Linked DNA regions of Homo sapiens: region 1 is linked to region 2. A link is an interaction called in ENCODE POLR2A ChIA-PET data of the cell type or tissue named here. Cell type or tissue: OCI-LY7. All regions are shown on one strand. Links, peaks and the distances in the headings refer to the core of each region. The heading gives the core; the rest is flanking DNA.

The links. Peaks named below come from ENCODE experiments on the same cell type or tissue, not always from the same donor. Only the 100,000 strongest peaks of a DNase experiment are listed, where the experiment ranks them.
Region 1: POLR2A ChIA-PET joins it to region 2 with 5 read pairs; 5 of 35 experiments call an interaction of 5 or more read pairs at or near these places.

Annotation. Positions count from the first base shown.
Region 1 is chr4:54,120,854-54,133,890 of GRCh38, forward strand. It overlaps LOC124900899 (small nucleolar RNA U13), which reads right to left and starts at 2,351; the gene lies at 2,247-2,351. In OCI-LY7, for the core only: no CTCF peak of the experiment used is centred there; no DNase peak of the experiment used is centred there.
Region 2 is chr4:54,048,961-54,061,997 of GRCh38, forward strand. It overlaps CHIC2 (cysteine rich hydrophobic domain 2), which reads right to left. Exons shown (of 6, transcript NM_012110.4): 2 at 291-345; 3 at 1-150. Among named protein-coding and RNA genes, the nearest start is that of CHIC2, 9.1 kb to the right of the region's middle. In OCI-LY7, for the core only: no CTCF peak of the experiment used is centred there; DNase peaks (open chromatin) are centred at 7,601 and 9,411; H3K4me3 peaks cover 3,097 bases; H3K27ac peaks cover 2,991 bases.

The DNA of each region.
Region 1 (13,037 bases), core at 1,929-9,928, 71 kb after region 2:
AGTTCTTTTTTTTTTTCTTTTTTTGAGACAGAGTCTCACTCTGTCACCCAGGGTGCAGTGCAGTGGCGTGATCTTGGCTCACTGCAACCTCCACCTCCTGGGTTCAAGTGATTCTTGTGCCTCAGCCTCCTGAGTAGCTGGGATTACAGGCGTGCACCACCATACTCAGTTTTTGTATTTTTTAGTAGAGATGGGGTTTCACCATGTTGGCCAGGCTGATCTCAAACTCCTGGCCTCAAGTGATCCGCCCGTCTCCGCCTCACAAGTGCTGGGATTACAGGCGTGAGCCACCGTGCCTGGCTAAAAGTTCTTAATTTTAATGTAGCTGAATTTATCTGTGCCTTTCAATCTTGTTTAAGAAATACTTCCCTACCTTAAGGTTATAAAAATATTATCCTATAACGTTCTCTAAGAGAATTCAAGTTTTGTATATAATACAGCAGAGACTGCTTCTGTGTATGATATATAAGTATATGATTTTCTTTGTTTTTTTTCATAACCTATTGTCCCAACACCATTTACTGAATAGTTCACCATTTTTGTCATAAATCAAGTGTCCACGTAAGTGTGGGCCTTTTTTTTCAGGCTTTCAATTTTGTTCAGATGATTACTTTGTCTATCTGAACTGATACTAAGCTGTGTTAAGTACTATGTCATCTATGATAAGTCTTGCTATCTGACAGGGCATGTCCTCACTCATGTTTTTTGTTGTTGTTGTTCTTCAGGGCTATTTTAATTATTTTGGGGTCTTTTATCTGTTACATAAATTTTAGAGTCAGCTTAAGTTACTCAAATACTCCTTTTGGGATTTTTATAGGAAAAGCATTGAGTCTGTAGGTAAATGTGGGGGATGTTGTGAAGTGTAGTGTGTAATTGTATAATTATATACATTGTATAATACTAAGTGTTCTCTCATCAATGCAGTGTGTTTCTCCTTTGTAGTCTTCTTCATATCTTTTATTTCTAGGTACTTATATTTATTACTGCTATTGTAAGTTTTATCTTTTGAAATTTTGAAATCATTTTATACTCCTAAAGGTGTAAAAATAGCATAAAGAATTCCCAAATATCCCCTTCACTAAGATTCTCCAAATGTTAACATTTTATCTTATTTGCTTCTCTCTCTCTTTAAATATATATGTGTGTACACATATATTTATTTATGTATTTTTTTTCTTAAATGTTTGAAGTTAAGTTACAGATTTATAGTACTCTTAAGTACTTTACCTCTAAATACTTCACAATGCATTTCCTAAAATTAGATAGTTTTTCTGGGTATACAATTTAAGATTGACAGAATTTTTTCTCAACACTTTGAAGATATTATTCCACTATCTCCTGCCTTCCCACATTATGAAAAAGTCTGTTATCACTCTAATTGTCATTCCATTATTGGTAATCTATTTTATCTCAGTAGTTGCATTCTGTGTGTGTGAGGGGAGTGGTAGGGAGGGGCATTGGTGTTTTGTATTTCACAGAAATATGTTTAAGTGTAGATTTCTTTCTATTTGTTTTCCTTGGTATTCATTTTCCATCTGTATCTGTGGATCAATGTCATACATTGCTTCTGGAAAATTCTCAGCCATAATAGCTTCAAATTTTTTTTTCTTGAGACAGAGTCTCGCTCTGTCACCCAGGCTGGAGTGCAGTGGCGCGATCTCGGCTCACTGCAACCTCCGCCTCCCAGGTTCAAGCAATTCTCCTGCCTCAGCCTCCTGAGTAGCTTGGATTACAGGTGCCTGCCACCATGCCCAGCTAATTTTTGTATTTTTAGTACAGACAGGGTTTCACCATGTTGGTCAGGCTGGTCTCGAACCTCTGACCATGTGATCCACCCACCTCAGCCTCCCAAAGTGCTGGGATTACAGGCGTGAGCCACCGTGCCTGGCAAATAGCTTCAAATATTGCCACTTCTCAGTCTTATCTGTTCTCTACTTCTGGATTTGAATTAGATATATACACTTCTATCTCTTATCATACTATCCATTTGGGAGTGAGAGGGCTGTATTCTGGATAATTTATTCTACCCAACTTCCAGTTTACTAATTCTGTTTTAAGCTGTATCTAATTTTTATCCATATATTCAAATTTTTACTTCAACAATTTTTAAAAACTAAAAATTCACTTTGGCTTCTTCTAAAGTCTGGCCACTTTGGATAATCTTTTATTCCTCATATTTGTGTTTCTGTAATTTATTGCTTTATGACTCCTATTTATTTCTTCTTGTTTGTTTTCTTTTTCTTCCACATCAGATGGATAACGTACTGACATCATAACAAGGTTTGAGGGAAGCACATCTCACACATAAACATGAAAACCCAATCATCGCATTTATGAACTACAAAAAAGATCTCCTATTTATTTAAAACATCTTATACATAATTAAAATAATTAAGGGTGTCCAAATCTGTTGTTTGTGATTTCAGCTGGCTCTCACTCAGAAGAAACTCATTAACACGTATGCTTGGCAGTCAGATTTCATTAACCTTAACTTGTAGAAAATCCGTCGAATGAAACTGTGAGCGGAATAGCTTCTGCTAGGAGTCACTTTTGTTCCCTTTCTTTAATCAGGAAAGCTCAGCTTCAGCTTCTATTTTTTTTCTATTGACCCAAAATTTGAACTCTACATTGCAGAGCTGATATCACATATGCCTGCAGGACAAGCTGACTTTTTAAGCATCTTAGGACTTCTATTCTGGTGTCAGTTCAAGGTTTGGACCTACTGTCAGAGGTTTACCTTATTTCCTGGAAGCCCAGCAATAAACATTTTGTTTTGTGCAGGATCTCATTATTTTGTAGTAGGGAATTCCTTTAGACTATTTTGTCTACCACGTCAGTTTTGTTTTTTTTTTCTTTCTTCAGCTGAGGAAGATTTTTTTCCCCACTTTTTTTTTTTTTTTTTTTTTTTTGAGACAATTTCACTCTTGTTGCCCAGGCTGGAGTGCAATGGTGCGATCTCAGCTCACTGTAACCTCCGGCTCCCGGGTTCAAGCGATTTTCCTGCCTCAGCCTCCTGAGTTGCTGGGACTACAGGCATGTGCCACCACGCCCAGCTAATTTTGTATTTTTAGTAGAAATGGGGTTTCTCCATGTTGGTCAGGCTGGTCTTGAACTTCCGACCTCAGGTGATCCACCCACCTCGGACTCCCAAAGTGCTGGGATTACAGGCGTGAGCCACTGAGCCCGGTCTGGTTATTACTTCTTATGTTAAATGGTCAAACTTATCTTAAAGGTATTATGGTCAGAATGGCATGTATTGGTTCGACAGCTGTCAAGTAGATCTGTAAATAGAATAGAGATTGTAGGAACATATTTAGGTATTTGTTAGGACTTAATATATGACAAAGATGGCACTGCAATCATTGATAAAGTATGGTTTATGTAATAAATAGTGTAACATAATTGGTTATGTATATGAAAGTAAGAGGTTTCCTTCCTCATTCCATATAGATAGGTAAGTTTTATCTTTAAAATTCACTTAAATGTAAAAACAAACCTATACAAATATATGAAAAAATGGAGAAAAGTGTTTTTATAGCGTCATGGTGGAGTTGACCTTAAGCAATGTGGGAAATTCAGAAACAACAACTGAATGTTGGCAGAATTGACTACTATCTCATGTTTAAGAATTTATCCTATACGAAAAAGTCAGTTAACAATGACCAAAGAGTCCAGTCTTAAGGATGGATGAGAATAGGCTGGGCGCGGTGGCTCACGCCTGTAATCCCAGCACTTTGGGAGGCCGAGGCGAGCGGATCACAAGGTCAGGAGATTGAGACCATCCTGGCTAACACGGTGAAACCCCGTCTCTACTAAAAATACAAAAAATTAGCTGGGCGTGATGGCCGGCGCCTGTGATCCCAGCTACTAGGGAGGCTGAGGCAGGAGAATGGCGTGAACCCGGAAGGCGGAGCTTGCAGTGAGCCGAGATCGCGCCACTGCACTCCAGCCTGGGCAACAGGGCGAGACTACATCTCAGAAAAAAAACAAAAACAAAAACAAAAACAAAAAGATGAATGAGAATAATGATCTGGATTCTGTTTAAGTCTGCTTAAACTAAGTTACCTTGAAGGTCTATGTAAGATAAAAATGCAAGTAGGTAGATGTGGTTTCCCATTGCCTCCTTTGTCTTTTTATGGAAAAGTCTCCAAAGGTCAGAGATGCTAACAATTAGTTGTTAGCATAGATATAGAATGAGATGTCTGCCTGGTGAGAGAATCACAACAATGTAGAATTTAGGTCTTTTATATCCTCAAGAAGGTCAGCTCCCAAAATTATACTTACTATTGTAAAAAGTAACCATCCTTGGAAAGGCACATCATCCCCGAACCAAATGGCTGCATTCTAGAACATGTAATTCTTGCTGTATTGTCATTGAAACAATATTTCCTCATCTGTTCTCATGCGGAAGAATTTTTTTTTTAATTTTCCTTACTTTGGGGCTTTCCATGGGCTACCCTCCCTTGGCCTAGCCAGCCAGTACATAAGGTAATACACAAAAAATCCTGGCATAGTGACTGGTACACAATAAATGTTTGGTAACTTTTAGCATTATAATTAGACTTGTTACAGACAACATGCACTACTTTTGTAATTAGAAAAAAAGCCCCCTAAATAGAAAAATAGAGGAAAGAAATACTAAAAAAAGTTTAATATGTTTGCACATTGACACTGTAATTCCAGTTCTAAAAATTGTTCTTCAGAAAGAATCACACAAGTACAAAGATGTGCATAAAAGGTTGATTGTATCAGCATTGTTTGCTATAGGAAAAATTATAAACAGCCTAAAAGTTCAGGCATTGGTTAAATAATGTATAATATATTAATTATATAGAATACAATGTAATCTTATATATACACACTAAATGTGATACTAAAGTAAAAAATATACATGCAGAACATTACTTTAATCATTTAATCAATGAATATTTATTGAATGATTACTATGCATTAGACACTGCCAAAAATTAGGGATATAATGTTAAAGAAAACAGACAAACCCTCATGAAGCTTATATATACATATCAACAGCAGTGGTGGCCTTTGCTTTGTAGAATTGGGGCTGGAAGGAAGTGGATTTTGTAAATTTTTACGCTTCCTTTTTTTTTGAGATGCAGTCTCACTCTGTCACCGAGGCTGGAGTGCAGTGGTGTGACCTCAGCTCACTGCAACCTCTGCCTCCCCGGTTCAAGCGATTCTTCTGCCTCAGTCTCCTGAGTAGCTGGGACTACAGGTGTGCGCCACCACGCCCAGCTAATTTTTGTATTTTAGTAGAGACAGGGTTTCGCCATATTGGCCAGGTTGGTCTCGAACTCCTGAGCTTGTGATCCGCCCACGTTGGCCTCCCAAAGTGCTTGGATTACAGGTGTGAACCACCACGCCTGGCCATTTTTACTCTTTTTACTTTTTATACTTAGCTTATACAACATTGTATTGTAAGACATTTTCTAGAATGATTGTATAATTTAAAACCCAATAGATTTTTTTTTTTTTTTTGGAAGCAGAGTTTTGCTCTACGGCCCAGGCTAGAGTGCAGTGGCATGATCTCGGCTCACTGCAACCTCCACCTCCTGGGTTCAAGCGATTCTCCTGCCTCAGCCTCCCGAGTAGCTGGGATTACAGGAACAAGCCACCATGCCCAGCTAACTTTTGTATTTTTATTAGAGATAGGGTTTCACCATGTTGGCCAGGCTTGTCCCAAACTCCTGACCTCAAGTGATCCACCTGCCTTGGCCTCCTAAAGTGCTGGGATTATAGGCATGAGCCACGGTGCCTGGCCCCAGTAGATATATTTTTTAAAATTTTAGTTATTATTTCTGTCTGAGTCTGTCTGTGCTGCTATAACAGAATACTATAAATGAGTAATTGATAAAGAGTGTAAATTTATTTCTTACAGTTCCAAAGGTGGGAAAGTTCAAGATCAAGGCACCAGCATTGGTATTTTGTGAGGGCTGCTGTCTGCTCCCAAGACGTCACCATGTTGCTGTGTTCTCAAGTGGTGGAAGGCGGAAGAGCAAGAGAGCAAAAAGGACCTAAGCTAGTTCACTCCATTCATGAGGGCAGATCCCCCAGGACCTAATCACTTCCCAGGAGGTCCCAGCTCTTCTCAGGCCATCCTCCTACCTTGGCCTCCCAAAGCACTGGGATTACAGATATGAACCACCACGCCTGGCCACTGGTAGTTAATTTCTTTTTTTAAAAAAATTATTATGTTAAAACTTTTGTGGGTACATAGTAACTGTATATATTTATGGGGTACATGACATAGGCATGCGATAAGCAATAATCACATCATGGAAAATGAGGTATCCATCCCCTCAAGCATTTATCCTTTGTATTACAGACAATCCAATTACACTCTTAGATATTTTTAAATGTACAGTTAAATATCATTGACTATAATCACTCTTTTGTGCTATCAAATACTAGGTCTTACTCATTCTTTCTAACTGTATACACTTTTTGTTCCCACTAACCATCCGCAGGCTGGGCGGAGTGGCTCACTCCTGTAATCCCAGCACTTTGGGAGGCCCAGGCAGGCAGATCACTTGAGGCCAAGAATTCAAGACCAGCCTGGCCAACATGGCGAAATCTTATCTCTGCTAAAAATACAAAAATTAGCAGGTGTAGTGGTGGGTGCCTGTAACCCCAGCTACTTGGGACACTGAGGCATGAGAACTGCTCGAAGCTGGGAGGTGGAGGCTGCAGTGAGCCAAGATCATGCCACTGCACTCCAGCCTGTGACAGTGTGTGACTCTGTCTCAAAACAAAAACAAAAACCATCTCCGCTTACCCCCAACCCCTCACTACCCTTCCCAGCCTCTGGTAACTATCCTTCTACTCTCTATCTCCACAAGTTCAATTGTACTGATTTTTACCACCCACAAATAAGTAAGAACATGTGAAGTTTGTCTTTCTGTGTCTGACTTATTTCACTTAAGATAATGACCCCCAGTTCCACACATGTTGTTACAAATGACAGAATCTCATTCTTTTCATGGCTGCATAGTACTCCATTGTACATATGTATCATATTTTCTTTATCCAGTGATATGTTGATGAACATTTAGGTTCCTTCCAAATCTTGGCTATTGTGAACAATGCTGCAACAAACATGGAGGTGATAGCTGACATACTGATTTCCTTTCTTTTGGGTATATACCCAGCAGTGGGATTGCTGGATCGCATGATAGCTCTATTTTTAGGTTTTTTTTGAGGAACCTCCAAACTGTTGTCTATAATGGCTATACTAATTTATATTCTCACCAACAGTGTATGAGGGTTCCCTTTCCTCCACATCCTCACCAGCATTTGTTATTGCCTGTCTTTTGGAGATAAGCCATTTTAACTGGAGTGAAATGATATCTCACTGTAGTTTTGATTTGCATTTCTCTGATGATCAATGATGTTGAGCACATTTTTATATGCCTGTTTGCCATTTGCATGGCTTCTTTGGAGAAATGACTATTCAAATCTTTTGCCCATTTTTAAATCAGATTATTAAATTTTTCCTACAGAGAGGTTTGAGCTCCTTATATATTCTCGTTATTAATCTCTTGTCAGATGAGTAGTTTGCAAATATTTTTTTCCCATTCTGTGGGTTGTCTCTTGATTTTGTTGATTGTTTCCTTGGCTGTGCAGAAGCTTTTTAACTTGATGTGATCCCATTTGTCCATTTTTGTTTGGTTGCCTATGCTTGTGGGGTATTACTCAAGAATTTTTTGCCCAGACCAATGTCCTGGAGAGTTTCCTCAGTGTTTTCCTGTAGTAATTTCATAGTTTGAGGTCTTAAGATCAAGTCTTTAATCCATTTTAATTTGATTTTTGTATATGATGAGTCGTAGGGGTCTAGTTTTATTTTTCTGTATATGGATATCCAGTTTTCCCAGCACCATTTATTTAAGAGACTGTCCTTGCTCCAATGTATATTCTTGGCACCTTTGTCAAAAATGAGTTAACTGTAGGTGTATAGATTTGTTTCTGGCTTCTTTATTCTGTTCAATTGGTCTATGTGTCTGTTTTTATGCCAGTACCATGCTGTTTTGATTACTATAGCTTTGTAATATAATTTGAAGTCAGGTAATGTGATTTTTCCAGTTTCATTCTTTTTGCTCAGGATAGCTTTGGTGAGTCTGGGTCTTTGTGGTTCCATATAAATTTTAGCGTTGTTTTTTCTATTCCTGTGAAGAATGTCATTGGTATTTTGATAGGGATTGTATTTAATCTGTAGACCGCCTTGGGTAGAATGGACATTTTAACAATAATGATTCTTCCAATACATGAATATGGAATATATTTCTATTTTTAAGTGTCCTCTTCCATTCCTTTCATCAGTGTTTTATAGTTTTTATTGTAGAGATCTTTCACATCTTTGGTTAACTCCTGGGCATTTAATTTTATTTGTGGCTATTGTAAATGGGATTCCATTTTTGATTCTTTTTCAGATTGTTCACTGTTGGCATATAGAAATGCTACAAATTTTTCTATGTTGATTTTGTAACCTGTAACTTTACTGAATTTGTTTATTAGTTCTAATAGTTTTTTGGTGGAGTCTTTAGGTTTTTTTTTAAATATAAGATCATATCATCTACATACAAGGATAATTTGACTTCTTTCTTTCCAATTTGGAGGCCCTTTATCTTTCTCTTGTTTAATTTTTCCATTTAGGACTTCCAGTACTTTCCATTGTTGAAAGTGGACATACTTGTGCTCCAGATCTTAGAGAAAGGCTTCCAGTTTTTCCCCATGCAGTATGATACTAGCTGTGAGTCTGTCATATATGGCTTTTATTATGTTGAGGTATGTTCCTTCTATTTCCAGTTTTTGGAGGGTTTTTATCATGAAGAGATGTTGAATTCTATCTAATGCTTTCTCAGCATCGATTGAAATGATCACATGGTTTTTGTCTTTCATTCTGTTGATATGATGTGTTATATCACATTGATTGGTTTGCGTATGTTTGACCATTCTTGCATCCCTGGGATAAATCTTACTTCATCATGATGAATGAATAATCTTTTTAGTGTATTGCTGAATTAGCTTGCTCATATTTTGTTGAGGATTTTTGCAAAAATATTCTTTAGAGGTATTGGCCTGTAGTTTTCTTTTTTTGATGTGTCTTTGTCTGGTTTTGGTATCAGGATGATACTGGCCTTGTAGAATGAGTTTGGAAGTATTTCCCTCTCCTCTATTTTTTCAGTTCATTTTGAGCAGGATTGGTATTATTTCTTCTTTAAATGTTTGCTAGAATTCAGCAGAGAAGCTATTAGGTTCTGGGCTTCTCTTTGCTGGGAGACCTTTTAATTACGGCTTTGATCTCATTATTTGTTATTGGTCTGTTCAGGTTTTGGATTTCCTCATGGTTCAATCTTGGTAGGTAGGTTGTATGTGTCTAGGAATTTATCCATTTCCTCTAGACTTTCCAATGTGTTGGCATACAGTTGCTCATAGTAGCCACTAATGATCCGTTGAATTTCTGTGATATCAGTTGTAATGCCTCCTTTTTCATCTCTGATTTTATTTATTTTGTCTTCTTTCTTTTTATCTTTTAGTCTGGATAATGATTTGCCGATTTTATATTTTCAAAAAACCAACTTTTTGTTCTGTCAATTTTTTGTATTTTTCGTTCATTTTAAATTCATTCATTTCTGCTCTGATTTTTTTTTTTTTTTTTTTTTTTTTTTTTTTTTTTTTAGATAGAATCTGGCTGTGTCACTCAGGAGGCACAGAGGTGTGATTTTGGCTCAGTGCAACCTCCACCTCCTGGGTTCAAGCTATTCTCCTGCCTCAGCCTCTTGTGTAGCTGGGATTACAAGTGCACGTCACCATACCCAGCTAATTTTTGTATTTTTAGTAGAGACTGGGTTTCACCATGTTGGCCAGGCTGGTCTTGAACTCCTAGCTGGGATTACAGGTGTGAGCCACCAAGCCCGGCCCATACATTACATTTTAAAAAAACTGCATCTGAATTTCTGCTCTATACTCTACATTTTATTTGAATGTCCTCTGATCAAAAAGTTACCAGATTTATTAAAAATACCTTAAAAATTATATCTTTTTACACTATCTTCCTCAGAATTTGGCAGATTAAAACAAACATTCACAAATTATTGAGAGTAAACTGTTTCTCAACAATTGAAATGTGTAGTCCTTGTAGCTACACATTTTGACTATGTCCTTCATATGATTTAAATTTCCTTTGCACAATTTCTTAGAGGTTTGAGAATTTCTCAATAGAATAAAAGAAAAGCACAAGTCCTCTACCCATTGAAAAAATTTTTTGAGAAATGCTATCAGGTTGATAGACTTTATGAATTCAAAAATTTGGAAAACTTTTCTATATGTCTAAGCAGCAATTTAGTTTTTCATACATGTGTGTATGTGTGTGTGTATACACATATATATGTTACCTTCTGGACACAGCATTCAAACAATAATTTCTAGGAGAGAATTGTAGGTAAGAGCTAAAGGATGTGTACTCAGGAAGCCAGTAATGGCGTGTGGTGCCTGGGTTCCAAGCTAGCCTTTTTTTTTTTTTTTTTAATGATATGATCTTATTTTATTTTATTTTTTTATTTTTATTTTTTTAATTTTCTTATTTTATTTTATTATTATTATACTTTAAGTTTTAGGGTACATGTGCATAATGTGCAGGTTAGTTACATATGTATACATGTGCCATGCTGGTGTGCTGCACCCATTAACTCGTCATTTAGCATTAGGTATATCTCCTAATGCTATCCCTCCCCCCTACCCCCACCCCACAACAGTCCCCAGAGTGTGATGTTTCCCTTCCTGTGTCCATGTGTTCTCATTGTTCAATTCCCACCTATGAGTGAGAACATGCGGTGTTTGGTTTTTTGTTCTTGCAATAGTTTACTGAGAATGATGATTTCCAATTTCTTCCATGTCCCTACAAAGGACATGAACTCATCATTTTTTATGGCTGCATAGTATTCCATGGTGTATATGTGTCACATTTTCTTAATCCAGTCTATCATTGTTGGACATTTGGGTTGGTTCCAAGTCTTTGCTATTCTGAATAGTGCCGCAATAAACATACGTGTGCATGTGTCTTTATGGTAGCATGAATTATAGTCCTTTGGGTATATACCCAGTAATGGGATGGCTGGGTCAAATGGTATTTCTAGGTTGCCTTTTTTGAAAAAACGTAGTGTTGCCCATACATATGCAAATGATAATAAACCAATAATGTATTAACTGTAATCTACTAGAAAGATTTCACCAGCAATAAATGTTTGCTGTAGATACCTTTTGGGGGTAGATGCCTTTAAGATGTCAAAAAGAGTCACATTTTATCTTTGATTAAAGTGTTTCATAGAGTAATATGCCATGAGAGTGGCTAGAAGAGGACTATTACACATAGTGTGTTTGAGTAAAGAAAACATGATCTACTGATAATAAAATGTTAGAAAATAGACTATCATGATTTCAAGTTATACAGTTGCACTGCCTCTGACCTGAAGATGAGCAGCTGTAAAGGGATCTGATTTGAGAGAGGAAGGGACTAAGAGAGCTTCTGTTGCCTCCCATTTCACTTCTGCACCTGCCAGACCCTGATACCTTAAATGGGGAATGGGGAGATTTGCAGAGTACTACAGATACTGAGTACTGTCTATCAGCAGAGTTTGATACACTTAATGGAAATTCTACCTATTAAGTGATTATTCATTCATCTATTAGATAAATGAGAATGCTTTGCAGGAGGTAGGCACCTAGTAAGTGCCAGATGGCAACTTAAGTTTCAATACAGTCATGCGGAGCTTAACAACTGGGACACATTCTGAGAAACGCATCACTAGATTTTGTCATTGTGCAAAGATCGTAGCATGTACTTCCACAGACCTAGAAGGTATATATATTATTATTTATATATATTCTTCACATGGAAAACTAAATGCCCTATCACCATTATTGAATATCAATCTTTTCCCCCACTTAATGTGCAGTGCCAGTATCTTGTGCCAGGTATCAGGTTTCTATATGTGCTCCATTATAATCTTATGGTATCACCATCATACATGTGGTTCATCATTGACCAAAACATGGTTATGTGGCACATGACTGTATTTTGGAAGGATGGAGACTTTTGATATTCAGCATCTACTGCTATTCTCTTCACATGCTCTATTTTTTGCATTGATAGCTAAAAACTACAGTATCCAGGCTCCCTTGCAGCTAGGAGTTTAGATGTAGTCTCTGCCCTTGAGGCAGTTACATGACATTTGAAAATAGAAGAAAGTGAGGCACAGTGGCTAGGCTGGGCACGGTGGCTCACGCCTATAATCCTAACACTTTGGGAGGCTGAAGTAGGCAGATCACTTGAACTTAGGAGTCTGAGACCAGCCTTGGCAACATAGTGAGACCTTGTCAAAAAAGAAATAGAGAGAGAGAGAGAGAGAGAGAGAGAGAGAGAAAGAAAGAAAGAAAGAAAGAAAGAAAGAAAGAAAGAAAGAAGAAAGAAAGAAAAACAGAGAGAGAAAGAGAGAGAGAGGGGAGGGAGGGAGGGACGAAGGAAGGAAAAGAAAGCGGAAGAGAGGTGGAGGCCATTGTATTCCTGTGGAGGTGCAGGAGCACATGTAGGCTCCAATAGATGTGAGTGTGGGCAGTGCTGGGCAACATTGCCTATTCTACTGCCACAGTGGCTTCCTGACCTCTGGACCCCAGAAGTGGCAATGTATCACCTTGAAGCCAAAAGCCTAGTCCTAGTGACCAATTTTTGCTCCTTTCAAAACCATCTTTCAATGGTTTTGTAAGCATCTAACTTTCTCTACTAAGTTCCTTCCTGATTAAAATAGCTTTTTCCTGCACTAAACCCTGACAGGTACTAATTGGTGTAAGGTGAGGGATTCTACCCCTTTGTCTTTCTGCATACTGCAATAGGCCACGTAATCAATGGATCAGTCCTACTGTTGCAAATTCAATCAGTCTTAACTGTACTGCAGCATATCCTGATGAGCTCAAAGATGTCATACCCCACCATTTTAGTTCACTCAGGCTGCCATCACAAAATATCA
Region 2 (13,037 bases), core at 3,243-11,242:
ACTGAGGCAAATAACTGGCCACATACTGCAACCTAATGTGCAGCAGCAACAAAGGCAGCCACAAAGTAGCCAACGTACATTAACAGGAAGGTTCTTCTTAAGACAACTGTTAACTCTGTTGATGCTGGCTTTAAATTCTTCAGGAGCTACCTAAAGAAAAATTTTAAGAAATAATAACAATGCAATATTAATGTCAAAAAACATGACTGATGAGCATACTTTTTTCTAATTTTCTCAGAAAAAAACTTTCATTTTGAGGCATACAAATAGTACATAAATGAGACACTCACTTTTCCAGTTAATGAAGAAGGGAATTCAGATTCAAATTTGTTGCTCAGTCCAAATCTATTTTAAAAAATAAGAAGAATATGTTATTACATGTTATTGTTGCCAAAAATGTAGACCATTTAATTTAAAGGTCAAGTCAATAGAAAGCATTTTCACATATGGAGGAAGTTTTAGACATAAAATGGAAGTTTGAGATAAAATAACTGTAACAAGCAATTTATGAAATGTAACAATTATTTTAGCAGTTAAATGGAAACTTTTGCATAATGATAAGGGGCTGAATGTTAATTAACCAGCAGTATGTAAACAAAAATATAAATGGTTCATTTAATTTGAGCTACCAACTTTATATCTTAAAAAGTAACTACAAAGCATATTATTTTAATGGGTGGGATAGCGATTTTTTCCAGCTTTTAATGTTATTGGTGGAAACAAACAATACCTGTGAATTTTAGCAGGTGTCCTACACAAGCAATAAGATGAGAAGGAAAAATGCAGGAAAAAGAGTGAGGAGGGGAAGAATAAGGAAAAAGGGAGAGAAAAAATAAAAAAGTAGGAATGGACAAAGTGCTACCAAGAACCGTCTTAGGTTCCATTGAACACCTATTTGTCAGTGCATTAGATGGTATGAAAGAAAATGTAGACGTGTACTATACCTATATCTATTCCTATTACCTAAAAGACCTTTTCTTGAATCATGGTTAAAATATTCCATGGCTTTAGAATTGATAAAAGATTTAAACTATTTTCAAAGAATGGTAAATATAACAAGAAGATAAAAGACATAATAAAAACAACCTATCTTGCTTTTATCTATCAGAAGTCTACCAGTACTTGGAGAACAGAGAATTCATTCAAATCACAACTACTGAGCACATTCCATGCAACACTTCAGTGCAGGCTTTTATGGCTTTTACAGCTTCCTTTGTTTCCTTAAGAAATCACACACGAGACCAATTTTACTTTTATATAATTTGAGATAATTTTGAAAGTTCATGTAATACACTGTAAAGTTTTGAAGGGGGGACTCCAACTTTACACCTAAATCTAAATGGAATCTTGAAACAGGCTTGTTTTACTCATATCCCACATACATCCATTTCACTATCTCTACATTCCTCCAGTCTATAGTCATAACTCTGCAAACCACTCCAATCTGTTATCCTGCTTTCTCATGATCATCATATTCAAGTTTATCTTTCCTGATAGACCTTGAAACCCTCAATCTGTTGATCTGCAGCTATCAGGATACCTCCTTATATCTTATCTTAAAAAACAAAACAAACCTTAAATACATACAGTCATGTGCCACATAACAACGTTTCAGTCAGGACATACTAGAAGGTGGTCCCACAAGATTTTAATACTGTATTTTTACTGTACCTTTTCTATGTTTAGATACACAAAAACTTACCACTGTGTTATAACTGCCTACAATACACAGTACAGTAACATACTGTACAGGTTTGTAGCCTAAGGGCTATGGGCTATACCATATAGCCTAGATGTGTAGTAGGCTACACCATTTTAAGTTTGTATACACACACTCTGTGATGTCTGCACAATGATGAAATTGCCTACTGACCCATTTATCAGAGTAGTCCCCATAGTTAAGCACCACATACTTGTATATATCTTCACTTTAACCAAAAACCCTGTTGAAATGCCACTCTTTCCTTAGAAATCCTCAACTACAGTTCACTCCTGACCTTATCTATTCTAAAGAACTTTACCTCCTGCACCTCCATCTAATTCAGCAACCTACTCACTGTGATATATTCTGCATATTGTCATCACTTGGGACTGTATCACCTCTGAAATTCTGAACTGTAAAATTCTTCTCTTACCACTGCCATCAATCATTTCATTTCTCCCATCCTTACTAAATTTGTTTTTTGGCCTCTGGTTGTAATATATTGCTTCCCACCCCTCCATAGCTCCCTATGACTCCATTTCCTTCCTTATTTGCCAGAACTACATAGTCAATCATTTTGAACATACTCCAACAAACACCTTTAATCATCTCTACAGTGTCCCTTGCCAACCCAGGTTCAATTAAATTGTTTACCTTCTTCACACTGCCTGGAGCTACTGGAGAAAAATCACATTTATAAATGTATCACCAATAATAAATATATATATAACATACATATCTTATTTCTAATCTCATGAGTATTATTGTAACAATCTTTATTCATCCCCAGTAAGTTCTCTTTTCCATGCTCCGTAGTTGTTGTGCCTGTCTTTAGGTACTCCACTTTATCCTCACAACCAACATTTTTTTGCAAATAACCACAGTTGTCAACTCTGAGAGAAAAAAATGTCATGGAATATAAACTGCTTTACCTTCCCTCCCTTTTATTTTTGGATTTACTTATATATCTTCAGTATTTTTACCATCTCTCAATGGAGGAAAGCTTCCAAAAACTAACCATTTACTTCTGAGTGCATCTCCTCCAGTCTCCTCTGCAATTCACTGTATTTCTACCTCGCTTCAGGCTCCTTAAACATAGCCTACAAACCTGAATTAGTCTATCCACCTGAGGATGTGAATCCTTATTTCTTCTTCTCTCTCAATGTCTGATGGCATCTATTTCTTTCCTTCCTCAACTAATGTTTTGAAAGACTCCTTTACATTAACTATCTTTACGTTACCTCCCATTCATTATTCAAACTACCACAATCCAGGCTTTCCTACACACTTCTTTACTAATAAGACTGTTCTCATCAGAGTAGTTGAAAACAACTCTTTTCAGCAAGTCTTCTTTCATATAGCATGCTTTCTCCTGGCAAAGAGCTTGAATGTCAGAATTTCTTATTTGGCACAGGCCACAGCAAATATCTCCTTTGCTATGTTTTTCATCCCTGCCAAAACCTTTTTTTTTAATCCAAATCTAGACCAACCAAAACAATAGTAGCAGGTAGAATTTTAGCAAGACGGTCTTATTTTATTAAATGGATAGGAAAAGTCACACTTCTTGTTTGATAATATAACTGTAAAATATCACCTCTAATGATTTATTTTTGACATAAACCACTTAATTTTGACAATACCTTAGTTCTGGCTTCTTTTTTAAGTTCAGCAGGAGGCAGAGACTGTTAGAATGAAAATGGCATCTATGTTTTGTTTTCAATTGACAGCATTATAAATGTACCTACAAGTTTACATAAAACTTTTTATATATGGTAAAAATAATTTCCTTTATTCTAAGACAAAGTACAACTGGTTCAGCACAGTATTAGAAAGGCCAAGTTTCATCCCATAAAATAATAATTTGATGTACTTGAAAGAAGAGCAATGATTCCTGCATTGAGTAGGAAGCTGAACCCCCTTCAGACTCTAATAACCAAACATTCTACTAATCCAAAAAGCCAGAAGTAACACTTGGATAATTTTTAAAAATATGATTTAAAGTAGGTGGCATCTTAATTCAGTTATCTACAAGACTAATTAAATTTTAAAAAATATTTTATGTTGGCAAGAAGGTCAAGATGGAAAAATATCACACACTGTCAATGGAACTATAAATTGTTACAACCATTTCAGATTAATTTGGCATTGAAAATATTTATACCTTTGTCATACTGTTTTCTCTTTAGAAATGTAATATTACCTAAAAAATAACTTGAAATGTGGATTAAATTTATGCATAAACAAGTTCATTGAATCTTTATTCACAAATATAAATATGTATCTATTTACAACATTTTAGGAATGGTTAAGAAAATTATCTTATCTCAATATAACAGAATATTAAACAACCATTAAAAATGAAATTTGCAAACTAAAAACACAGAAATACCATTGAACATAAACTTATTTACCTTCCCTCCCTTTCATTTTTAGATTTATTTATGTATCTTCAGTATTTTTACCATCTTTCTCAATGGAGGAAAATGTTGAAGAAGAAAATTCAATATACCATGATATTAACTGAAAAGAACAAAAATCTTGCAAGTTGATAGAATTTTCAGGAGTGCCATCTGGTAGTATGTAAAACGGGTCTTAAAAAATATTCCTACCCTGGCTGGGTGTGGTGGCTCACACCTGTGATCCCAGCACTTTGGGAGGCCAAGGCAGGTGGATCACCTGAGGTCAGGAGTTCGAGACCAACCTGGCCAACATGGTGAAACCCCATCACTACTAAAAATGCAAAAATAGCTGGATGTGGTGGTGGGCACCTGTAATCTCAGCTACTCAGGAGGCTGAGGTAGGAGAATTGCTGGAACCCGGAGGCGGAGGTTGCAGTGAGCCAAGATTGCGTCACTGCACTCCAGCCCGGGCTGACAACAGTGAGACTCAGTCTCAAAAAAAAAAAAAAAAAAAAAAAATTCCTACCCTTTGACCCAGTAATTCTACTTCCAGAAATGTATCAAGAGAAAATAGCTGCAGTGGCACAGATATGTTAATGAATAATCAAGTATTCTGCAGTGTTATTTTAGGGAGGGGGTATTAAAGACATTTTGTGTCATTTGTTTTTTTTTAAATAAGAGCTATTTTTCAGAAATGTATAGTTCCTGCTAACTAAATAATTGACGAGTATTTTATTTTATTTTTTTGAGACAGAGTCTCGCTTTGTTGTTCAGGCTGGAGTGCGGTGGCGTGGTCTCATCTCACTGTAACCTCTGCCTCCCGGGTTCAAGCGATTCTCGTGCCTCAGCTTCCCAAGTACCTGGGATTACAGGTGCTCGCCACCATGCTGGGCTAATTTTTGTATTTTTAGTAGAGACGGGGTTTCACCATGTTGGCCAGGCTGGTCACAAACACCTGACAAGTGATCCGCCCACCTTGGCCTCCCAAAGTATTGGGATTACAGGCGTGAGCCACTACACCCGGCAGACAAATATTTTATAATGTACAATACCACCCTAATTTTGTTTTCTTATTTGAATATTTTATTTGGTATTAACTAGGTATTTTAAGATAAGTAAACAAGGAAATTTAGGTTCACTAATCAATAGTTTTCTTGAATGCATTTCAATGTTTTCCATAGTTCAAGTCCATCTAATCCTCTGTCCTTCTTACTTCAGTTTTAACTTCTTCTATGTTCCTTGTATCTCCTCATATTAACAATGTCTCTTGGCATTCACTACTGAGCTATCATTTTAAATTAAGACATGTTTTGAACTCATAACGAATTTTGCTTTTTAAATGCAGAAATGCAAGAATCCACTGCTTCAACTTGTTTTGCCCTTAATCAAAAATATATGTTCAATGTTTCTTTTCTTCTGAGTTACAGTGATATTTTTAACAGTGAAATTTTTAAAACAGAAATATCTTATAATTAAATTAATTATAATACAACAATCTGAAAAGATGCTACACAGCTCAAAACCATGTATACTAGAGAGAGTAGTCTGTTACTCCGCATGCCTAACTAGGAACTCCCTATACTTTGGCTAATTAGATCACAAGTGGGCATCTGCTTTAAGAACAGCTAATCCCTGGGCTGGGTAGCAGCACATGGAATGGCAAGGCCAAACAGTCCTGCCTAACTTAGATAACATTAACTAACTCAATCAGCTCTCTCTTGAGGTATCTGAACATAAGACAAATAGATGGTAACATGCAGAGCTGACAGAGAGAGGGCTTAAATTGAAGTCAAGATGTAGTAAAGCCATCGATAATTAGAAATCAAAATAAACTGAAGCCAATAGTAAGCAGAAACTGAGATCACCAGACAAGTAATGATGGGCCAGATCAGGGAGGGTCTGGTAGAACATTAAAAGGACTCTGAAGGAGATGGGGAACCTTTGAGGGGCCTGATACAGAGAAAAGACTTGAACTGACTTATGTTTTAAAAGGATCACTATAGCAGATGTACCAAAATGGTTGTATAAGAGGAGAGGCAAAGGTGGAAAGGTGGAGACAGGGGGAAGAAAAAAATATATATATATTTTTTGTAATTTAGATGGATTCTTGCTATGTTGCCCAGTGTAGTCTCAAACTCCTGGGCTCAAGTGATCTTTCTGCCTCAGCCTCCCGTGTAGCTGGGATTATAGGTACATGCCACCATAACTGACTTAAGAAATACATTAAGCGTAAGGCAGAAGGGAGACTGGCAATTCACTCCAGTCGTGTAGGTGGCAAAATAGGGCCAAATTTTGAAGACAGAGCCAAGATGTCAAGACAGAATGGATGTAGTGAAAGAGAAAGAGGAAAATCAAGAATACATCAAAAAGTTTTTGATCTAAACAAACAGGGTCCTCGATCTGCCATCAACTGAGAATGGAAGGCTGCCGTTGAAGCTGATTTGGGGTGTAGATTATGAATTCCATTTTGGATATTCTGGATTCTGAGACATTCCACCTGTACAAATCTATAGATACAGAGAATTTTTATGTTCCTACAGATATGACAAGACCTATGAGCATATGAACTAGAAATTTCAAACTGAACATATTGGTTATGCAGATGGCACATGAAGAGAGTGCTTATTTCCTAATGTTGAACTTTGAGCTCAATGAACTCAAATTTTTAGCTAGTTTTGGAGATAAAGTCATAACTATGGAAAAAAATTAACAGGCTTTGATGCATATAAATCATGCTTTAAGTTTATCTGGTTGATTCAACATACGTCTGAATATCAATGTAGCTCAAGGAGGATGGGATCTAATTGAAAGTATACTCTATTTATACAAAAGATACAGAGACCCTGGAGTTGGAGACGTATATTTGGGTTTCAGAATAATTCTAAAAATCTTAACTCTGTAACCACATTCTGAACAATATTTGAGTTCATCTGGTTTTATGAAAGTTTAATCTCATTCAGGAAACTAGTGAAATCAAAGACTTAATTCTCCAAAGCATGTGTTAAATTTACTCTATCATAAACCTCACCATTATACATAGTCTTATAATAATCTAGCATTAGCATTTTATCAATTTTTAATTATTAAGGTTATAATTTCCATTATTAACAGATTAAATATGTTGTTAAGCAGTGAAAGCTATATAAGTGTATACTGATGAAAATGCACAGTATAACTAACTTCTGGCGATATAGGGATGCAGCTGATCTAACTTAACAACTTTTAAATTTTCTGAACTACAGAAAAAAGATTTTTGTATATCTGATTTATACATATTTTAGAATATTCTTCATACTTCTATAAATCTTAAGAGCAAAATAATGATGCTAAATTATGTTCATTTAAGCAAAATATATGGTTGAATTGATTTACAATATAGACTAACAAAAATACTCATTTCAAGTAACATTTATAATTGAGCAGTTTAGAAAAGACCAAGAAAGGAGACTGGGTACATAGGAACTCCACCACTGAACTAACCAAGGCCCACATTATGACTACAATGCAAGATCAAAGAGAATAAAACAAGAAGTTCTTGCAGGAAGCTCACTATATATAGTACATTCACTTTTTTTATCAATCAAAATAACAAAGTTAGGTTACCTTCAAGTCCAACCAACTCTATCCTAAGTAGATAGTGGGAGAGAAAAAAAGCTTAAGAACAAAAAAATTATTCTTCAGGGACACTGTGAGAACATTTCAGCTCCTACGGATGCAACTGAGTTTTAAATGTAAGATATAAAAAACACAATTTTTTTCCTCAAATCTAATGAATCATGTACTGAGGGCTGTCACATACTACACACCTTACAGCTAAAGGATATCACATTTACGAGGGTTCCCACTTCAAAATCTATGATCTTGTGGGAAACACTCTCTACTTCTGGCATGTGCTATTCTCTTGGCATACTAGCTGCCCCAGCAGCAGAACAGAAAGTGCAGGTATGCCATCAAAATCACTCCCAGTGAACAGTAAGGGTAGCCAGTTATTTAACCTCAGCCTACACAAAGCTAAAATTAAAAAATAAACAGACCAAAACAAACATAAGAACTGAGGAATTAGACAGCAAAAGTGGCCACTGCTATGTATTTCCATACCTCATAGGAAAAGCTGTGAAATTTGATGGTTTACACACAGAACTGTAATAACTCCTTTAATCTAGAGATCAACACCCTAGCTGGGGCCACTATCATGTCTTATGGAAGCTGCTTCTATAACCTTCTAAATTTCATTCTAATTCCTTTACAATCCTTTCTGGCCCCTACTGAACCCTCCAACCTCATTTCAAGACATTATCCCCTTTGTTCACTATATTCTAGCCATAATATAGAGGTATCCTTTCAGTTCCTCAGGCAAGTCAAGCTTGTTTTGGCTTGGAGTCTTGGCACCTGCTGTTCTCCAGATCCAGGGGCTCCTGACAGGACTCTCATCCTTCCTAAATGTTAGCTTCCTCAGAGAGGTTCTTCCTAATCACATTATTTTCAATCACAGGATCTCATCCATTTCCTTCAGTGCAACTTTATCAGATAAAATTTGTCTATTAGCTGTAAACTCCATGAGGGCAGAAACTATGTGTGTTTCATTTTGGGTTTCATTATATACCCAGAGCTTTGTGCAATACCTGGCAGAAAAATGGGCATTTAACAAATACTCATTAAATTACTTATCAGGAAACCTCAACAAGACAGCTGATAATCAAAGATTAAGCAAAAAATACTCTGAGAAAACAAAATAAATATTGTAAAACCCAAGCATCAAAACCCAAGCATCTACATTCAACAATCAGGATGAACTTCTCTTACTTTATATGCAGTTCTAATAAGGCTGGTTGGTTGTTTTGCTTCCAAGAACAGCTGACCAATTACAAAGACAGAAGAAAGCAAACCAAAAAGAACAGCCCACATATGAAATTTAAATGAAAGTGCCATTTAGAGAAGGTTCTCAAACTCCAACATACCTCAGGGCCACTAAGGCATCACTGTGTATCAATCTGATAGCCGCTTTTGATTAAATGATTCCTCTAGTCAATTAGATAATTCTGAGCTATGCTCAGAATCTTGTTTTAAAGCAGAAAAGCATACTTCACATTTTAGACTGACTTCCCACAAAATGGTAAAGAATAACCAAAAAAATGTGCATGCAGGGTTAAACATCAAAATATGTCATAAGTAATAATTTATTGAATGCCTATTAATTAGATAAATTCTGACTCTCACACGTAACCTCTAAGGTGGATATTATCTCTTTCGCAGATGAAAAAACTGAAGTTCGGAAAGGTTAATCTGCTTATGGTTACTGTCAGGAAGTGACTGAGAATTGAAACCAATCTGCCTCATATCAAAGACCACACTTTTTCCACAGTACCATCTATTACTTTCCAAATATGTCTGATAGAATCACATAACACTCCTACCAAAAATAAAAATCCCTAGACTCTTCCCTTCCAGACCCAATATTCTGATTGGGTCAAAAGTCACATACACACATACACACACATACACACACACACACACACACACACACACACACACACAATCTTACACAGAAGATACCTGAAGGATACTTAAGAGCATCTGTTGCTACATGTTATATTTAAAGCTTAATTTTATTAATAAAATCTAAATAGCTTTATAGCAGATTAGAAACCTAAGCCAGACACAGCTATTAGAGATTTGAAAGATTTCTTTCTGAGTATACAGCTGGCCTAATATCCTGGGCCTTTAACCTGTTGACAGTATAAACTCCAGCTGGAATTCTGCTTTAGAGTAATATTATTTATTTAAATTATTTAGAATAGTATTTGATTAGTATCATAATAATTACATATAATTTACTTTTCACCATTTAATCCCTCTTTTCCACTTAGCTAGTCATATAAAATTTTAAGTACTAATCAATTTCATATCCCTTGGTAGGCAAAAATCCAACACTGAACTCTTTGGACCAAATGTCATATAAATTCTCAAATTCAAATACAGTAAAAACTTTGAAACCTCAGTTAATTATCATATTTCTCATTTCTTCAAGAAAATCTGTGCATTAAGAAGTTTTAGTAGTTGGTCCAAATAAAATGCATAGAATTTTTTCTTCACATTACCAAAGATATGTATTATATCAAATTACCAAATTATAATCAAATTAATTTCCTCTCAAACTATATGGAATAAGAAAAATCTCTGGGAAGCCACGCATGGTGGTTTATACATACAATCCCAGCATTTGTGGGGGCTGAGGCAGGAGGAACACTTGAAGCCAGGAGTTCAAAACCAGCCTGGCAATACAGTGAAGCCCCATCTCTACAAAAACCAAAAAACTAATTTTTTTAAAAAATTAGCTAGGCATAGCAGCGTGTACCTGTAGTTCTAGCTACTTCAGAGACTGAGAAAGGAGGATCACTAGAGCCAGGAGGTCAAGGCCACAGTAGGCTGTGATCAGGCCCCTGCCCACCAGCTTAGGTGACAGGGAAAGATTCTGTCTCTAAAAAAAGAAAACAAAAATCTCTGGAGAAAAAAAAAAAAGTTATAAAAAAAAAATCTACCTTAATTTGATAATTTCCTCACAATTACCAGATTTCATTTTTTAAAACAGAGGAGCTATTTATCTTTTCAGTGTGATAAGTATTCTATTATAGAACATTGTTTGCCTTTGTTCGGAGGTGCAGAGAAGAAAACAGTGATTCATTTGGCAATTCTGACAAAATCCAAAGATGTATACAATTACTTCATTCATTTAGAAAATATTATAGGAACTATAATATTCTGGACACTATATTAAATAGTAAAGAAAGATCAATAGACACAACCTCTGCCCTCAAGAACTTATAGCCTGTGGAGATACATCAATGAAGCCTTCAAAAATTTCAAAACAGAAAGCTTAATCTTTAGAAATAAATAGAATGTGTCTTAAATATTATGCTGGGTGGGAGAAAGAAGTAGGAATTATAAAGTTTAACAAAATTGTTTTATTGACATGATTCTGTAATTTGGCAACTCACATTCAGGTCTCTTACTGCTAACCACAGCATCTAGCAGCAGTCCTGAAATACTGACACATTTCAAGACAATTTTTTACTAACTCTACCATTTGAAAGATCAATAAACACTAAGGTGTTCTTGTGATGTCTCTTATTCAAAAGTCATATTCCATCCCAGTGTAGTTCCCAAACATTTTCAAGTCACATTTCTAAATCTTTAATCTTCCATAACATATCTGGAATGAAAACAAGCAAAAAGTGGTTTCCGACAGCCATTGATAAAAACTGGTGTTGAAGGATAAGGAATTATTTGTGGAGATGGTAAGATTACACCTCAGAAGAGAGTACATGAAGACACGGTAAAATTACAAGAGAATAACATTAGAAACAAACCTCAGCAAAATAACTTGGCTCTATGATAGGGCTTGAGTTAGAAGTCAAAGATTATACATACTCTAGGAAAGCCCCAAGTTTGATTCTGATACAAGAAGGGTAGAAAGTGGAGATGGGAGCAAATAATGTCTGTTATAATGACAGATTACCTAGGAAATATTGGCCTAAAACTACTTTTAAATTCTAACTTTTAGACTGACACATCCTTTAGAGTTACCACTGTGAAAAACGAAACTCTTCAATAAATGATCAACATATTTTGCAAATATATTTTGAAGCATAAGGAACTCCATAATTTTAAAATATTAACCAATCTGGTCAAGACTACCTAATAGTCTTTTTACAGTATTACTGTTTATTTTAGAAACTATTTTTCCTCATCGTCAATTATATGAGAAGTCACCATGAAAGCAAAAAGGAAATCTACTTTTAATTGAATGGTGACTGTAAGCCTTTTAGGTTACATGTACCTAAATACTATGCAATAACAGGAATTTATCATTTATTTTCCTTCCTTCCAATACCACTTTCCTCAAAATATGCTTCTGCACAAGATTTCCCCATATTGCTACCTAGAAATCTAACAATGAAGGGAAATATTATACTTAAACAGAAGAATGTCAGAAAAGAATACTGATCATGAGAGAAGTATAAAAAGTAAGTCTGATTTGGGGGTCACGATGAAAACATTTGTATTTAAAAAAAGGAAAATATTTGCATTAAAAGCCACTTTAAAGCAGACTTTAGGCAAATTAAACATGTTGCATCCTATGTCACAAAAATCTGATTATGCCTAGAGACTAACCTAGAGAATGGAAGGTAACTTTCTTTCTCACATCACCACAATGACATGCCAATCACGTCACGTGAGAATACCAGTTTCTAAAATAAACAGTAATACTGTAATATATTAAAGTAGAAAAAAAGAGCAGAAATAGTCAATTGTAAAGGGCTACTCAAAAGTTACATCTGTGAAAAACATATGGATTGATCTATATCCTTCTAGACTGATCTAGACTACAGATGATTCAGTTTACATGGTCAATTACTTTCAAATTGGTAAGGGAAGACTGCTCTGATCAGCACCTAATAAAAAAAAAAGGTGGAGGAGGGGGTGTTAAATTTAGCCAGTCTTACTACAACTGTTCTAATAGCTCTTCCCATTTATATTTAAAGCAAGAAAAATTGAATGTGCTCAACAGTTATAGTAATACATATGCACCAATTCTAAAAACCTTTATAGATGTTAACTGGGCTACCCACTGGCATGGTGTGCTAGTGTGCCTGGGAATTATGCATGACAGAGCCATGTTAAAAAAAAAAGTTTTCTATTATTACCTATGTCGCCACAAAACAGGTTAAGTTTTCAATGCAGAAAGATCCTTATTGTCATCAAAATACTTCAAACACAGTAATTTAAGCACATACACATTGCTTAGAAATGGAAAAATAAGACTAAGGTGAATCATTGTTATGTTTGATAATGGCAGTTCTAATTTTTTAGTACTTTGTTTTACACCTGTTTCTCAAAGTGGAAAACTATATCTGAGGAGGAGAATAATAAAAACT